Regions from separate parts of the Homo sapiens genome. Here regions 1 and 3 are each linked to region 2. Evidence: read pairs that join two places in POLR2A ChIA-PET (ENCODE). Cell type or tissue: OCI-LY7. All regions are shown on one strand. Region 1 overlaps RLF (RLF zinc finger). Region 2 overlaps LOC105378671 (a long non-coding RNA gene). Region 3 has its middle 3.4 kb from the start of ZMPSTE24.

Region 1 (2,500 bases), 79 kb before region 2:
AGATAACTCCCTACCTTTCAGACGAGCTGAGACTCTAGCTTTTTTGAAAGAGAGGCATTACCTAGCCTGTATCAGCTAGGATCTGGTTCTGTTGTGAGTGGCAGACTTCCCACAACAGTAGTGGCCTAAAGAATATAGAAGTTTCTCCCTCTCATTTGGAATGTAGTCCAAGTAAAACAGGCCATGTTGCTTTAGTGGCTCCACAGGACTAGACCATGGGTCTCTTGACTTATTAGGATGATGTGATAGAAGTTTATCATTTGTAAGTAAGAGCAGAGAGGACTTGGGGAAAGTCAGCTAAATTTTAAAATAATTCAGTTTCTCAACAAGTTACTAACTCCTTTTGGAAGACTGTGAGGTGGACAGCAAAGAATGGCCATTCTTTCTTAAACAGCCTAATCTGGCTGGGATGGTAACATTTGAAAAATCACTAACAACATTTTTCAAAGAAAAGTAACCAGAAATACTATTATATATTCTGAACAGATATGCCAAAAAGTTACTGAAAGGAGTAGTGAATAAATGTGAATCAGGATATGCAATGTGGAGCTGAATTTTGAAGAAATTGGTGGGTCTTAAACTAGGAAGGTGAGGGATCAAGAGTGACTTGGCATACTGTTGCAAGCGCACATAGGATATAGCCAAGTCATTCAATCTTTGCTTTTTTTTTTTTTTTTGAGACAGAGTCTCACTCTGTCGCCCAGGCTGGAGTGCAATGGTGTGATCTCGGCTCACTGCCACCTCTGCCTCCCAAGTTCAAGCAGGTGGGGCAGCTTACACCTATAATCCCAGCACTTTGGAAGGCTGAGGTGGGAGAATTGCTTGAGGCCAGGAGTTCAGAACCAGTCTGGGCAACAAAGCAAGACCCTGTATCTACCACTGCTCCCCGCCAAAAAAGAAAAAGCCAGGTATAGTGGCACACGCCTGCAATCTCAGCTACTCTGGAGGCTGAGACGGGAGGATTGCTTGAGCCAAGGAGTTTGAAGCTGTAATGAGCTATGATCGCACCACTGCACTACAGCCTGGGTGACAGAGCGAGACCTGTCTCAACCAAAAACTGAAAACTAAAGTCAGAGATGGAGGATGTCAGGTTTCAAGCACCAACTTGTTGCACCCTTGCTGCTTGAAAACAGAGGTAAAGACTGAGTGTAGCTTCTAGCACCTGAGAACAGACCCTGATTGGCAGCCAGCCAGAAAACAGAAACCTTAGTCCTACAACCACAGGAACTGAAACCTGTCGATAAGAATAAGCTTTGAAGTGGATTTTCCACAGAGCCTCTGATAGAACTTAGCCTGGCAAACTACATTTTAGCCAATATGATAATCTTAGAAGAGAATCCTGCCACATTGTGCTGGATTTCTGATTTACAAAACTGAACTGATAAAAACGGACATTGTTTTAAGTATTAATTTTTGTGATGTTATTCAACAATAGAAAATTAGTACCTTTATTAAAGATTTAAACAAAACAAAATGTTCTAATGGCCAATTATAAAGTAATTGTTTAAACAGGCAAGTTCTATAGTTACCTTGAAATGTTCTTTTTTTTTTTTTTAAAAAAAAAAAGACCAAGTCTCACTCTGTCACCTAGGCTGGAGTGCAGCAGTGCAATCTTGGCTCACCACAACCTCCGCCTTCCCTGTTCAAGCGATTCTCCTGCCTCAGCCTCCAAAGTAGCTGGGATTACAGGCGCCCGCCACCATGCCCGGCTAATTTTTGTATTTTTAGTAGAGACGGGGTTTCACCAGGTTGGCCAGGCTGGTCTCGAACTCCTGAGCTCAAGTAATCCACCCGCCTTGGCCTCCCAAAGTGCTGGGATTACAGGCTTGAGCCACCGTGCCTGGCCTCTTAAAATGTTCTTAACGTGACAGGAGACACAACTTCATTCACAGTAATTAGAAATAAATATCACCTAACTTGTTTGACCATCAATTTGTTTCTGATTAATTATAGGAAGTCAATCTGGAGAAACAGTCAGATGTGGTCAATTCCATTAATCTTATTAAAACTCATTATTTCTTATCTTCCTTTAAAGGGAATTTCCTGAGAAGTTATCTTCCCACTCATTTCTTTCCTCCAGCTACAGTTAGCAGAGAAGGCATAAAGTACTCACTTCAGTTTGTATAACTCTAATGAGGCAAAATAAATGCTGCTGCGTTTTAGCTATGACACCAAACTGACGACAGCGCTCCAAAAAAGTATCTAAAGAAGGGTCAATTCTTCTTTGCAGTTTACTCCAAAAAAGAGTCAGTTCCCTATAAAAAAAGAAGATCATGGTAAAACATTTAAAGTAACTGGTATTTGCTGCCCTGCCCCCGGCAACCCAATTTTTTGATCTGTAGAAAGCTGACAGTAGAGAAAACAAAAACTAGATTAAAAGCTGTCTATATTCACCACTGCTTTCTCCCAAACTGATAAAATTGTTAAGAATCCTCCGTAACAATTCCCTGACTTCTCTCTTGTGTTTAGGGGGAAAAATAAAAACAAAACACTACCTCCT
Region 2 (2,500 bases):
CTAAGGCAAACCTTCATTCCAGTGATTCCTGTCATTTCACTAACAGCCAAAATCTTGGTACCAGCATGAACAACTTTTGTTCATCCACCCTCAAAAGAACTAATGGGGATCCCTGGTAAGGCTCCTCTCAGGTTGTAGTCCTCTTGGCTTTGATGAGGATTCAGACTTTATTCCAGCTATACACTTCTAACTGGAGGAAGTAAGAATTAAAGCTCTGCTGCAAGATAGGAGTTTCATTTGTTATTCTGTAGAGATTCTGCTGATCATAGATTTGTGACTTTCAGTCGGGTGCAGTGGCTCACACCTGTAATCTCAGCACTTTGGGAGGCCGAGGTGGGTGGATCACTTGAGGTTGGGAGTTCGAGACCAGCCTGGCCAACATGGTGAAACCCCGTTTCTACTAAAAACACAAAAATTAACTGGGCGTGGTGGCACATGCCTGTAGTGCCAGCTACTCAGGAGGCTGAAGCAGGAGAATCACTTAAACCCAAGAGGCAGAGGTTGCAGTGAGCCGAGATCACACTACTGTATTCCAGCCTGGGTGACAGAGCAAGACTATGTCTCAAAAAAAAAAAAAATTGTGACTTTCACTTTTCTGTGAGGTTAAGGTTTTTGTTTTGAATTACTCCTTAGAGTTTTTACAACTTTTTCTCTCATTCAAAATGTTGATAAGGTGAAAAACAGTTTATTTTTAAAAAGAGGAAGTAAATCTTTGTGGTTTAAGCAAAAATGTTATAATATTTAAAGCTAGCCAGGTTCTGAGGCTTGGTTCAATTGACAAATTCAAGCTTGCTTCTTGAGTGACCAAAATTATGAAATACTCTGTATAAGGATGAAATAAGTCCTGAAGATAATAGACACTGTTTCTCCCAGCTAAAAGTCACCTTAAGCAACTAAGGTCTAGTGTGAGTATCTGAGTTAATCACTCCTGATAAGTAACAGTCTCACAGGAAATCCCTTAAGTAGAATTTAAAGGAAACCTTGCTTAATCTGGTGAGCACACATAAAGGATTGATTACCCTGTATCTTAAGCATCCAAGTTTGTTGGTATCATTGAGATTTGTATGTGAGAAGAACTGACTCAAGAGTGACACCTTGAGGAGCTATTTTCGCAAGCAGCACACTCGATCTCAAAACAACTTTCACTAAGTCTTTTGGTCTTAGGGATCTCAAAACAACTTTCTTGATCTCAAAACAACTTTCCCTAAGTCTTTTGATGCACTATGGGCAACTGTGCATCTAAAACTGAACCTTCCTCCTTAAGAGAGACCCACTATTAGAAACTCCAGCTGGATTTATAGTTAACACATATGACATGATGCCTTTTCAGGTAAGTATTTAGAAAACTGCTCGTGAATAACTCACAATGACTCCAAATTATAATGGCCAAAATGGTGTGCCTTTGAAATGCCTAATCTAGTTTACTTATATGCTCAATTAGAATAAGCTGGCTCTAAAATAAAACAGAGCAATTGGAAAAGTTATTTTCAATGGCATTTAGAGGCTTCCAAAAGAGGTTTTGATAAAGTTCTTTCTTTACAGAAAGAAAACAAAAGATTCTCTGAAACAATTTCTGAAATAAAAAAGCTGCTGAAATTTCTCCTCCTCAACTCCTCCTTCTCTTTATCCTTCATTATCTCAACTACTTTTTCTTCCTCCTCCCACTTCTACTCCCATTGTTCTGGCTCCATTTTGTGAGTAGCTGGTGTCTGGTAGGGGAGAACCTACCTTGGTTTATGAACCAAGGTGAAATCTAAAGGCATAGTTAAAGAATTCCCTGACTCTCACCTGGACCCTACTCATTTTACCAGACAATTTGAATGGAATATTCAAGCTTATGATCCTGTTGTTTTTTTTCTAATTTATACTAACTAGTTCACATGTTAACATCAAAAAGTAAAGCTAAAGGCGGAGCTTGGTGGCTCATGCCTATAATCCCAGACCTTTGCAAGGCCAAGGTGGGTGGATCACTTGAGGTCAGGAGCTCGAGACCAGCCTGACCAACATTACAGGCATGAGCCACGCGCCCGGCCTAAGGAGTCTTATATCTCAGTCAAGAATCAGTCAAGGAGACTTATATAGACTCAGTCAAGGAGTCTTGTATCTCAGGTACCATCTGAGTCAGGTACAAGAAAATAAGAAAGGAAATTAATCTATAATAAAAAGTCAAGATTAAGAGGTCATGCTCTGTGACTTGGTCTCCAAAGTCAATCTTCCACAAAACCTAAGCTTTTAGAAGCCCCAAATAGACAGACTATTCCTTTTCTTTCACATTTTCCCCTTTTCTTCAAGATCTTTGAAGAAAGCATTACGGAAGAAGCATTTGTTAGAGAGTAGTTATATCTCACATCACTAGGAAGTCTCATTCCTAGAGAGTCATGCCCCACAGAGAGGGGAAATGTTTAATTCATAAGCCGAAAGAAGCCAAAGCCTAATTATGAACAACAGAAGGAAAGTATAACTTAGTGGTCTGATTCTGGTTGTGTGACTTATTTTCAAT
Region 3 (2,500 bases), 100 kb before region 2:
GTTTAGAGTCAAGCTGCTTGATTGCCAGCCACGGCCGCACCATGTATTAGCACGTTCTTTAATCTGTGCATCAGATCCTCATCAGTAAAATGAGAATAACATAGTATGTACTTACTTTCTCATACTGTTAGGATCAAATGAGAAAATTCATGTAAAGCTCCTAGCAATGTAGATGGCCCTGAGTGCCCAATAAAGGTTAGCTACTGCTTGGGAGAGGGGCATCATAGCATTGATCTGTCACCATGTGTCTGAAGAGATAGGAGAGTAGGAGGCCGAGGTGTCAAAAAGCCAAGACTGACTGGAATTCATTCATTCAATAAATACTGAATGTCTGCGAAATGCCAGACGCATTTCCAGGTGCCAGGGATATAGCAGTGAACCAAAGCCCCTCTCCTGGAGCTTACATTCTTAGCTGGGGTGGATGCAGTGTTTGATAAATAATAAGCAAATATTTAATAGTAAAAGTGGAAGTGGTGATAAGTGCTATGAAGAAAAAGCAGCAAAAAGGCAATACAGCATGTTGGTGTGAGGGATGCTGCTTTACATAAGTTGGTCAAGGAAGCCTTCTCAGATTAACTGGCATTTGAGTCCCCCAAAAAAAGTAAGAGAACAAGCTGTGTGGATATCTGAGGAAATTGCCAGTCAGAGTGAAGAGCAAGTGCAAAGGCCCTGAGATTGGCCAATGCTTATCATATCTGAGGAATGGCAAGAGGCTGTGGAAAGAGTAAGGAAGAGGGGGAGTGCAGATCCATGCCATCATGCAGTCTTTTAGTTAAAAGACTTTTACTTAGAATGAAAGAATAAGCCATTGCAGGATTTTGAGCAGAGCATTGCAGAGTTTTGAGCAGACAATCCTTCTCATTACAACGTGGAGAATAAATTTAATGGGGAATGGAAGGAGGGAGTGCAGTTAGGAGGCCATTTCAAGAATCCAGGTGATTTAGCAGTTGCCAAGGATATCAGAAAAAAAGAAAAAAGAATCCAGGTGAGAGATGGTAGTGCAGACTAATGTGGTGGCAGTGGAGAACTAGTGAATTATGGAAAGTGAATAATCACTTGTTTCTCTTTTCAGAAAGACAGTACTAATAGAAGGGCTGGCCTGTGTGGAGTCTAAAAATGGGAACCTCAAAACAGGCTGTTGGCAGGATTTTGCTAAAGGAGAAAGACTGGCAGGGTGTGCTGGCTCACACCTGTAATCTCAGTTCTTTGGGAGGCCAAGGTGGGATAATTGCTTGAGTGCAGGAGTTCGAGACCAGCCTAGGCAACACAGTGAGACTTCATCTCTATAAAAATAAATAAAATGACTGAATTTGAAAGATAAAGATTATTATCCCTAGAGTGATAGACATTGCTGTAGGGTAGTCCATCTACCCTGTCTAACCTAAATCATAGAGTTGCTCTCAAGCTTTTTCCCTATCTTGCCTTGATTCTCTGCTTACCAAGCATTCAAGGTCCCTTAATTGAAACTCTGGCCATAAGTGCTCTGGCCTCAAGAAAAGAATGATCCCCCTTGGCTGGGCGCAGTGGCTTACGCCCGTAATCCTAGCATTTTGGGAGGCCGAGGTGGGTGGATCACTTGAGGCCAGGAGTTTGAAACCAGCCTGGCCAACATGGCGAAACCCCATCTCTACTAAAAATACAAAAAAAAAAACAAAAGACAAAAAACCAGGCATGGTGGTGGACGCGTATAATCTGGAGGCTGAGGCAGGAGAATCGCTTGAACCCGGAAGGCGGAGGTTGCAGTGAGCGGAGATCACACCACTGCACTCCAGCCTGGGTACCCTTACAAGAGCAGCTGTTATTTCTTTTGCATCTAGCTCATTCTACTTTCTAGCTCATACGTTCTGTCTCTCATATAGGCTACTAATTCTGTGTTACTCCCTGTTAAAAAAGAACAAAAACAAAAACCCTGTAATGGTCCATTTATGATAGTATAAAGCCCAACCTATATATGGTATATATGGTATGACCTTCGAGGTCCTTCATTACCTGACATCAGTCTACTCTTCAAAACTCTTCTTTTTTGGCCGGGCGCGGTGGCTCACGGCTGTAATTCCAGCACTTTGGGAGGCCGAGGCGGGTGGATCATGAGGTCAGGAGATCGAGACCATCCTGGCTAACACGGTGAAACCCTGTCTCTACTAAAAATACAAAAAATTAGCCAGGCGTGGTGGCGGGTGCCTGTAGTCCCAGCTACTTGGGAGGCTGAGGCAGGAGAATGGCATGAACCCGGGAGGCTGAAGTTGCAGCGAGACAAGATTGCGCCACTGCACTCCAGCCTGGGTAACAGAGCGAGACTCCGTCTCAAAAAATATACATATATATATATCCTTCTGGGCCGGGCGCAGTGGCTCATGCCTGTAATCCCAGCACTCCGGCAGCCCAAGGCGGGTGGATCACCTGAGGTCCGGAGTTCCAGACCAGCCGGGCCAACATGGTGAAACCCCATCTCTACTAAAAATACAAAAAGTTAGCCAGGCATGGTGGCGGGCGCCTATAA

What was found. ChIA-PET counts read pairs that join two places held together with the same protein. Peaks named below come from ENCODE experiments on the same cell type or tissue, not always from the same donor. Only the 100,000 strongest peaks of a DNase experiment are listed, where the experiment ranks them.
Region 1: POLR2A ChIA-PET joins it to region 2 with 11 read pairs; 9 of 35 experiments call an interaction of 5 or more read pairs at or near these places.
Region 3: POLR2A ChIA-PET joins it to region 2 with 10 read pairs; 16 of 35 experiments call an interaction of 5 or more read pairs at or near these places.

What each region holds. Positions count from the first base shown.
Region 1 is chr1:40,231,272-40,233,771 of GRCh38, reverse strand. It overlaps RLF (RLF zinc finger), which reads right to left. Exons shown (of 8, transcript NM_012421.4): 7 at 2,114-2,255. Among named protein-coding and RNA genes, the nearest start is that of TMCO2, 15 kb to the left of the region's middle. In OCI-LY7, no CTCF peak of the experiment used is centred here; a DNase peak (open chromatin) is centred at 1,181; H3K4me3 peaks cover 805 bases; H3K27ac peaks cover 2,458 bases.
Region 2 is chr1:40,151,801-40,154,300 of GRCh38, reverse strand. The region is part of intron 2 of LOC105378671 (a long non-coding RNA gene); the gene reads left to right. Among named protein-coding and RNA genes, the nearest start is that of RLF, 8.3 kb to the left of the region's middle. RefSeq lists a silencer at 447-586 and an enhancer at 787-846. In OCI-LY7, CTCF peaks have their summits at 901 and 1,100; DNase peaks (open chromatin) are centred at 740 and 1,090; H3K4me3 peaks cover 1,623 bases; H3K27ac peaks cover 1,767 bases.
Region 3 is chr1:40,253,598-40,256,097 of GRCh38, reverse strand. No RefSeq gene overlaps it. Among named protein-coding and RNA genes, the nearest start is that of ZMPSTE24, 3.4 kb to the left of the region's middle. In OCI-LY7, no CTCF peak of the experiment used is centred here; no DNase peak of the experiment used is centred here.